Regions from separate parts of the Mus musculus genome. Here region 1 is linked to region 2. Evidence: chromatin loops called from intact Hi-C (ENCODE). Cell type or tissue: gastrocnemius. All regions are shown on one strand.

Region 1 (5,000 bases), 160 kb before region 2:
GTTAAGAGCACTGGCTGTTCTTCCAGCGGTCCTAAGTTCAATACCCAGCAGCCACATGGTGGCTCACAACTATCTGTAATAGGACCCGATGCCCTCTTCTGGTGTGTCCAAGGAGAACCACAATGGACTCACATACATAAAATAAATATATCTTTAAGAAAAATATTAAGTTCAGAGCAATTTTTTATAACACTCCTGTTATGGAGAACTCTACTAAATAGCTTTCATGCTGATTTCAAGCGAAAATCCACACTTATTTGTCCCCCGTGGAGAAGAGAAATATTTTTCCTTCCATAGCTATCAGCATTGGCCTTAGTTTCTTTGAGCTTCCCACTCTGGACAACTAGGCTCAACGTCATGGCTCAATGTCATGGTTCAGCAGAACCTGGCTTGCATTCTGTTTAAGGGTTGTTTTTTTTTTTTTTCTAACTTATACAGTGCCCAGAAGCCAGAGGTCAGGGGTCACTCTCATACTCTTTCTGGGTTTCCTTTTGACTGTATTTCCGCTTTACTCAAAAGTACCACTGAGACAGGTTTTGTTGGTTTGGTTTGGGGAATTTTTGTTGTTTTGTTGTTTGGTCATTTCCAGTTTTTCTGCGTTGTAATCAGAAACCATCTCTTATCTGGCATCTATAGCATCCTAAGGTTGAATGGAGAGATAGATTACATTGCTGAAACAGGAAGCTCTCAGTCAAGAAGCAGCCAGCAAGCATCTTATGTCACCACAATACAGTTATAGAAGCCAAAGTCGGCACAGCATTATCATGTAAACGAAAGATTCCCCTGAGTTATCCTGTCTCCCCACTAAAATTCTTTGTCTGTACCTGAATCACGCCGCATTTACATGTCGTGTCTAGTTTCTTCTAGGACTTTCCTGCTGATGACCAAATAGGCATTTTGTGTTTATCTAATTTCTAATCACTTTCTTGAGGTTATGTGCTTTAGGTAGGAATGCCACAGAAGTAGCATGCCCACATACCCTCAGCTGATCTGCCCTAAATCTAGTGACTCCATTTCCTTAGGGCTGGTAACTCATGTTACTCAAAGTTACCATCTTTGCATTTGTCATGAACAAATATTAAATGAATTACCTTGAAGATATGTAAAGGCCCTGTTCTCCTCATACTTTTGTGCTGATTTTAGTTCCACAGGAGAATCTAGCCTGTGTTATTACAATGTTGATCTACTAGTGTCATTGCCCCAAATCCTTTTGTTTCTATTAATAGGAAGCATTTAGTAAAGAATTCAATTAATAATTCAATCATGTATCTACACAAGCATAAGTATAGATACTTAATAAAATTATCTGGGTTTAAACACGATACTATCAGGCTGGTGTGATATCTCAGTGTATAAATAAACTTTTTGTAAAAGTAAGAGGATCTGAGTTCAAATCTCTTACACCCAAGGAAAAAGTCAGAGAGCCATGCATGCGTGCAACCTGCACATTTGGGGGTAGACACAGGTGGATCCTGAGGGCTCCCTGGCCAGCCAGTCTAGCTGTAATGGCAAGCTTCAAGTTTGGTGTAAGATCCTATCTCAAAAAATGAAGGTGGAAACCAATAGAGGAAGACCCCCAAGGTTCTCCACTAGTCTCTACAAATTCATACACACATATATTCTGTATAGAAGTTCACACACACAACTATTATTTATGTTCTTGTTCACATACCTAGGGGTAATTTGAATATGGTAGAGAAAGTTGATAAAATAAAACATCATTGTTTTAGGTAGTTTTTTTATAGTTTATTTATTTTATGTGTGTATATTCTTGTGCATATGTATGTATCTTGTGCATCATGTGCGTGCCTGGTACCCTTAGATCCTGAAGAGGTCATCAGACCTCCTGGAATTGGAGCCATCATATGGGTGCAGAGTACCAAACCAGAGTCCTCTACAAGAGCAGCAAGTGCTCCTAGGCCACGAGGCCAACTCTCCAGCCTTCTTGATAGTTTAAGAAAAAAAAATCCCAGTAGTATTTTATTGATGACTGTTATGATTAGAATCCTAGGTTCAAAAGTGATGCTGTACAAAGTGTTGGGGGGTTTTGTTTTGTTTTGTGTTTGTTTGTTTTTAAGGGGTTTGCTGTACATGAAGACTTGAAGAGGGCATTGGATCTCCTAGAGCTGGAATTATATAGATGGTGTACAGATGGAATTATACATTGCCACGTGGGTAGAATGTCTAACTGGGAACCAAACTTGGGTCCTCTGCAAAAGCAGCAAGTGTGCTTAACTACTGAGTTGTCTGGAAAGCCCCTGCAAGACATCACTTTAACATTTTGACTTCTAGTGTAACCTCAAATGTAATCACATATTTGAATGTAGCCATTTTATAGGGGGATTTTTCTGAAATTGAAATTTTTATTTAAAAAAAATTAATAGATGTAGCTGGACGCATGGCGAAACCGTTTCTTCAACAGGTGTTTTTACCACCAGGTGGTGCTACAGACCCGAGACATTGTAACTGTGACTGAAGGAGGCAGAGACTGACTCCTGTGGAATCTGGGAAGTGTTGACTCACAGTTTTGGGGGCCCAGAAATGTCAGTTCTAAAGGACTTGACAGAGCTACACTCAGAGTTGTGATGGACGTCTGGGGAGGCAGGTTCTGTGTGCAGGAGGCTGCAGGAGCATTTTACCCACCAGTGTTCTACAGGGACAGCAGGTTTCAGCATTGCTGGGACTGGCTCCCCTTACATGCCTGTTCGCAAACAACCCTGCAAAATGCAGCCAATTCTGCAGGGGAACTCCAGAGTAGAGACTGCTGAGAAACTTCCCCAGAGTAGAGATGACCCCCAGCAACTGCCTCTGGGAGCAACTGTCGTATTTGCAGAGACAACAAAGCCAAAAATAAAAGCAAAACCCTCACACTTTATCAACAGACTTTGAGCTCTTGGAGTCTGGCCCAGAGACTTGTGATGTCTTAATCAAATATTCAAAGCCAAATTCTTTATAGTCCATGCACCCTCCCCACTCCTCGCCCGAAACGGCTAGTCTCAAGGACAGCTAACCATTGCTATAAACCAGCCCCTGGGTGGGTGTGATGACCCAGTGCATACAGGCTCATATTGCCAGGCTGGAACTCACATGGTGGGTGGCCGAACTGACTCTGGATAGTTGTCTTCTGACTTCCACATGCTACAAACAGACACACACACACACACTCAGAAAAATGTAATACAAATTTTAATGAACTATGTAATAGAGATGCCCACTTCCCTTTTCAGAAATGGACCAGCACACAAGTGGGACATGAGATACAAGCAAGAACTTCCCCCAACTGTTGTAAGAGTTCCCATCTCTCTGTGATGGTGATAATCTATCATGTGTCTCGCTATGTCTGTCTGTCTGTCTATCATCTCTATCTGAGAATAAGCCCACAGTCTCTCTTGAAGCATATATATTTTTAAGTCTTTTTATAGCAGTCCTTGTCTGGTAAGTAGGGAAGGAGGGGCTTTTTCTCATTCTCAGCACGGCAATATTCACTAGTTAAATAAGACTTGAGTTTCAGGTTTGGGAGAGATGGAAGAAGGCAGGGAGTGATTGAGGATAGCTGATTGGCCTCCTCTGCGCCCCTGTGTGCATCCACATACAGTCTAATGGAGGTGAATGAAAGGCTCCTACTGTAAAAATAAACTAAATGAAGAGCAATAGGAAAAAAGGCAAACAAGATTGTTCAATTCCCAAACTACTTCCTACAAACTACTTAATTTGTATCATTAGTCATTCCATATCACACTTAAAATTAGTAACGTTTTCCCCAAAGCACCAACCATCACATTAAACATGTCAAAGTGAAGCAAACAAGCAGACAATGAGACATTTTCACATTACTACCTTATTAATAGATAATACTTCAGTCTTAGAATTTAACAAGATCACACTCCTGCTGTGCTGCCTACAGCACTGGAGCCTTGGGGATAATGATTTATCCATCCTATAACTCATTAGTAAACAGAAATACCATTAGTCAGCTGGGCGTGGTGGCGCATGCCTTTAATCCCAGCACTCGGGAGGCAGAGGCAGGCGGATTTCTGAGTTCGAAGCCAGCCTGGTCTACAAAGTGAGCTCCAGGACAGCCAGGGCTATACAGAGAAACCCTGACTAGAAAAAAACAACAACAAAAAAAACAAAAACATAAAAAACAACAACAACAAAAAAAACAAACAAAAAAAGAAATACCATTAGTCTTTAGTTCACAGAATATATAGGACCAAGTGAGAAAATTCAGTGTGTGAGGCTGGGTGGTGGTGGTGGAGGTGGAGGAGGAGCAGTATTCCTTTAATTCCGGCACACAGGAAGCAGAGGCAACCAGATCTCTGTAAGTTCGAGGCCAGGTGGTTTACAGAGTGAGTTCCAGGACAGCCAGGGCTACACAGACAAACCCTGTCTCTAAAAACAAAACAAAACAAAAACAAAAGAAACAAAAAATAAAAGAAGAAGAAAAAAGAAAGAAAGAGAATTCCCTTACACACATGAGAATATAGCTTATGTGTATTAGTCAGGGTTCTCTAGAGTCACAGAACTTATAGATAGTCTCTAGATAGTAAAGGAATTTATTGATTACTTACAGTCGGCAGCCCAATTCCCAACAATTGTTCAGTCGCAGCTGTGAATGGAAGTCCAAGGATCTAGCAGTTACTCAGTCTCACGCAGCAAGCAGGCGAAGGAGCAAGAGCAAGAGCTAGACTCCCTTCTTCCAATGTCCTTATATTGTCTCCAGCAGAAGGTGGAGCCCAGATTAAAGGTGTGTTCCACCACACCTTTAATCCCAGATGAAAGGCGTAGCCCAGATTAAGGGTGTGTTCCTTAAACTCGGAGATTCAATCTTCTGGAATCCATAGCCACTATGGCTCAAGATCTTCAAACCAAGATCCAGATAAGGATCTCCAAGCCTCCAGATAAGGGTCACTGGTGAGCCTTCCAATTCCGGATTGTAGTTCATTCCAAATATTGTCAAGTTGACAACCAGGAATAGCCACTACATTATGTTTTCTTAC
Region 2 (5,000 bases):
AGTTGGGGGTGAGATACACCCCTCACTGCAGCTGGGAGGCAGAGGGGAGCCCGCACTAGTGGACTTCCTGCCCACCTTTTTTCCCAGGCTGGGTCCCAGCCAGTTTGCTGCTGCCCAGGATTCAGGAGTATTTTGCCCCTTCATGGTCTCTAGAAAAACCCTCACTGACACTCTCAGAGCTATGTTTCATTAATCTAGGAGTTTCTTAACCGAGTTGATAATGCAGATTGACCATTACACTAGCCAAGTGTTTGCAGGCCAGACTGGGCTCCTAGAGCCTTCTGTGTCAACTCTTGTTTGCATACCTAGTAGATGTCTTTTCAAACTAGAGCATAACTATAGATACTGAAAGTATGGGTGTGGTACTTGAACCTGCCTCAGCCATCCAGGGTAGGTTCTCTACAAAAGGCTTTAATCCTTTCTGCATCACATGGGCCAGGAAGAGCTGTACCTCTGAGTGAGTTCCCCAAGTTTTAGATGTTTGCTAAAGTTAACCATAGGCATGCGCCCCCCTCCCCCATCATCCCACTCTGGGAACCTAGTTTTTGTTTGTTTGTTTGTTTGTTTGTTTGTTTTCTCTCTCTCTCAATTAGTGACAAACCATCTGTTCTGGACTGGGAGGTTGCCTTGGTTTTCTGCTCTTTGGAAACCTACTTTTCTTAGGCAGGGAGATTTAGGCTGAGGTCCCATTTGGACCCAGCTAAAAACTCACGGCTAAGTAAATATAGGTTCTCCCAATGCATAAATGCATGTCTAACTTAAACATTTTTTTAGACTTATTTTATTGTATGTGCATGGGTGTTCTAAGTGCTTGTATGTCTATACTCTACAGACATGCAGTGCCCTCGGAGGCCAGAAGATGGTGTTGGATCCCCTGGAACTGGAGTTTATAGATGGTTGTGAATCACCATGTGGATGCTAGAAACTGAACCTGGGACCTTTGCAAGATCAACAAGTGCTTTAGCTGCCGGGCCACCTGCCAGCTTGAAAATGTGTCACAACCTCAAAAAGTTGAGGTTCACTCTTGAGAATCTCACAACCGAGTCATACATGCACACATATAAACATACATACAACATGCCCCCCCCCAAGTCCCCAAATCCCCCAAACAAAAGACCACCAACAAAGAAACCCCAAACAAAAAGAAAACACACAGGAAAACAAAATCCAAAGTATATCAAAACAAAGAACCCTCGATATTTTAAATCTGTAATGTCCGGTTGGACAGCACAAGATGATGCAGGCTTTCCTCACACAGAGGACTGGCCTGAGGGTCCCAGCAGCACGCACTGCTCTGGCCACCATGGTACCAGGTATGCAGCATACATAGCAGATTGTCCAGCAGGGCTTGAAAGAATGAATGAGTGAATGACAAACAGACAGATGAGCAGCTCTGTGCTTACTGCCCAAGTCATCTGTGACTCTAGGCTGAGGGCAGAGAATTCCTTGCCTGGCAGCTCCCAAGGGAAATGAGAGCGGGTGTTTTCCCCAGACACTGATTTGTAGCCATTCACATTCAGAGGGATGTTTGCTTTGTGGTAGTTGCTGTTGTTTGTCTAGGTAAGGAAAGAGCTGTTAAGCACTGAACTACCAGCGCTGACCATAGGGCTCTGAGCATAGAAGTAATTTAATAAACTGCACCTTTCTTATTCTCTGTGTAAGGAACTTTCAGAGGATGCCTGTAGTGTTAAAAGGGGATACTGGGAACACAAGGGAACAAGCTATGGAGAAGGGCTAGGACATGGGGGAGAGGAAGGGGCCAAAGAAAGTCTCACAACAAAATAAACATGTGTGAAAATGACCAAAAGGAAACCTGTTCATTTGTATACAAATTAAAAAAAAAAATTCAATTTGAAGGGCAGCAGGTTGAGAACAAGGCTATTTTTAGAGGATTGCTGCCCTCTAGTGGATCATATGCAAAGAGGCATGCACTGGCAGCCTCTTGGTGAGCTTGATGCTGTAAAACAGTAAAAACAAGTCCACAGATAGATCTATCAGTCTATTATCTGTACAAGTCCACAGATACATCTATCAGCCTATTATCTGTTTGTCTGTCTGACTGCCCATCCGTCTGTCTGTCTGTCTGTCTGTCTGTCTGTGTATCATCTGTCCCTCTCTCTCTATCTATTATCCATTATGTGTATGTGTGTGAAAGATACACATGTCACGGCATGCATGCAGCAAATGCATGCATGTCCCATGTGCCCGGAGAGTCTGCTTTCGCCATGGGTTAATGGACTTGAACTCACATCATCAGACTTGTGTAAAAGCACTTTTGAGTGTTTGGTCATTTCACCAGGTTGTTCACAAACAGTTTACTGAGACAGGTGGGGGTGGGGAGTATCTGGAGCTGGACATGTCCCAGTCCTTGTCCTCCAGGGGCGTTCACAAGACTCCAGGATTGAGGGACTTTGGGGACATTCTATTCCTATGCAGCAGCCCAATGAATCTGTTGGGGAGGTGAGAGTGGATGGGAATGTATGGAAAGTAAACTGATCACCACAGAGCCATGGTGCTACACATGGTGCTACACACCTGCAATCCCAGCACTGAGACGTAAAGGAGGAGGGATTGTGAGTTCAAGGCTAGCCTGGGCAAGTTATACATGGTGTTACACACCTGCAATCCCAGCACTGAGACATAGAGGAGGAGGGATTGTGAGTTCAAGGTTAGCCTGGGCAAGTCCTTGATTACAAACAAACAGACAAACAAAACCAATCGGATTGAGAACTTTTTCATTAAAGTGCTCCTTCAGTATGCTTCTCCTAGACACCAGCTATCTGCTGCTTTCCACTCTGGTAAGCACTGTAAAATAAACAACGAATGAGCAGCTGTCTCGGAAAGAACCTCCAAAGGCAGTGACAGATGTTTGCACTTAGCCAGAAACCCTTCCTATGTGGACACATTCACTCTCAACAGCGGGTTCCTGCTGTATATGGGTTTAAATGTCCCAACCAGGGCTGGGTCTTGGAAGCTTATGCTGGCCTATGGCTCCTGTCTAGCTCCCACTTTCCTGGTCTGGTTGACATGATGGACTGGAACTACAAGCCAATGTCAGAATGCTTTTCTCCTGAAAGTCTCTCCCATCCATCTTGTCCCAGTGCTAAGAGAAGCTGCTGACACAACGGCATGTACATTCAACACCACATGTCCAAGTTAAAATTTACTGATGGAAGACTTGAAATAAATCCTGTGTCAGAAGTCACTAGATCAAAGCTGTGGCTTCTTAAGGTCCAGGGCCTTAGCTTCTCACCTGCGAAAGCACTCAGTGCAGGGGCTTCTTATGAGATCCCAGTGCACAGTGCAGACATCTTAAAACATACAAACAACCCAACAAAACAACAACAGACAGAACAAACAGCAGAAGCCTGGAGGCCCAGTTTTAAGAAACCAAACTTAGACTGAGTTGGAATCCAGCTTTTTTTTTTTTTTAAATCCAGCTTTATGAGTGTGTGTTGGGAAGCAAAGCACAGGCTCTTTGTTATAGTTTTATTTTAATTGTTATTACAAGCATCATGTAACTGCTCACACTTTTCTTTTAGCTCTCTTTTTACTATCAGCTACACGTATACCTGTGTGTCTGTATGGAGGTATTTGGTGTGAGTGTGGGTACCTGTGGAGGCCAGTACAGAGCATGGCATCACTTGAGGTTGGAGTTATAATTGGTTGTGGCCCTCAGGCTCAGGTACCTTAGATTGACCTCAGGTCCTGAGGTCATACAGGCACAAGGGCAGTATGTGCTCTTAACCATGGAGGCATCTCTCCAGCCCTACACACAGGCTTTCCTTAGCCAATATTCTACCATTCATTTGATTTCTGAGTGACTGATCGATTGATTAAGATAGGGTCTCTTGTATGCACTGTGGCTTCCGCCTTGTTATGTAGACGATAACCTTGCACCTCTGAGCCTCTCTGGAGTAGTGCAGTTGCAGATGTGTGCTGCTATGCCCAGTTTATGTGATGCAAGAGATCAAACCCAGATCGCAGTGCATGTTGGGTAAGCACTCTCCAACCTGATCTAAAGCCCAGCCTCTTGCACTTCCTCAATTTTTGTGCTTGTTGTTTTTTTATTTCTTGTAATGATAACATAAGTACCTGTGTGTGTGTGTGTGTGTGTGTGTGTGTGTGTGTGTGTGTGTGTGTCCTTCTGGAATGGTAGGTGTGCTTTGTAGGGCCCCCTCTCTATACCTGGATCTGAGACGGTCTGCTTCTGCCTCTACTGACTAGAGGTTGGTAGGAAGGGCCCTAGAGACACTTGGAGCGAAGGGTGTCTGTGGAGGCATCCCTGTCAGTCCCTGAGGCCCACTGAGCTGACTTGGTTACAGGCCAGTTTGATGGTGGCCTCCTGCCTGCTCCTCTCTGAGTACTGAGGAGCCCAGCTCTCAGCATGTCCTCTGTCCTCTCCCAGAGGGCCTCTGGTATCAGCCCTTACTGAGGCCTCCCTTCAGGAAGTTGGGTGGATCCAGAGGATGAGGCTTTATCTCCTGTGGCCCTCTGTGGCAGCGTTCTGTAGTTACAGGGTGTTCTTGTCGGGATCCGCTTTTCACCACTGTTCACTGGCAAGGCTTAGTGGAGCCATTGGGTAGATTTGCAGGCATAGCTGTGGGGAGCCGTCACCTCTGCTCTTAGAGTACAGGGTAACCCTTCCTATAGTCACACGGCCCCGTTAGAGGTTTCTGTCACCTCATGCTGCGTAGACATGAGATAGACAGGGCCACTTCAGACTCTCCTCTTCTGTCCCCAGTCCTTTCTCTCCTTCCTCTGCCTTCCCTCTACCTTTTGAGCAACAGGACCACCTTAAATGCCACTTTTAAAGTTACTTAGTTCTCACCTTGTCCCGCCTCTGGATCAGCCCCTTCTCTCTCTTTCTCTCATCTGTCTGCCTCTTGAGCAACTCCAGTTTCTTTCTTTGATGAGCCTGAGTTTTTCTTTTTCTTTTTTTTTTAAATTTTTTTAAATTAGGTATTTTTCTCATTTACATTTCCAATGCTATCCCGAAA

What was found. Hi-C counts contacts between places; a loop is a spot of excess contacts. Peaks named below come from ENCODE experiments on the same cell type or tissue, not always from the same donor. Only the 100,000 strongest peaks of a DNase experiment are listed, where the experiment ranks them.
Region 1: it touches region 2 in a loop (11-fold over the local background); 41 of 42 quality-filtered maps call a loop at or near these places.

What each region holds. Positions count from the first base shown.
Region 1 is chr13:92,577,962-92,582,961 of GRCm38, forward strand. No RefSeq gene overlaps it. Among named protein-coding and RNA genes, the nearest start is that of Spz1, 4.2 kb to the left of the region's middle. In gastrocnemius, no CTCF peak of the experiment used is centred here; DNase peaks (open chromatin) are centred at 2,459 and 2,991.
Region 2 is chr13:92,739,110-92,744,109 of GRCm38, forward strand. No RefSeq gene overlaps it. Among named protein-coding and RNA genes, the nearest start is that of Gm41018, 34 kb to the left of the region's middle. In gastrocnemius, a CTCF peak has its summit at 1,914 (motif pointing left); a DNase peak (open chromatin) is centred at 1,920.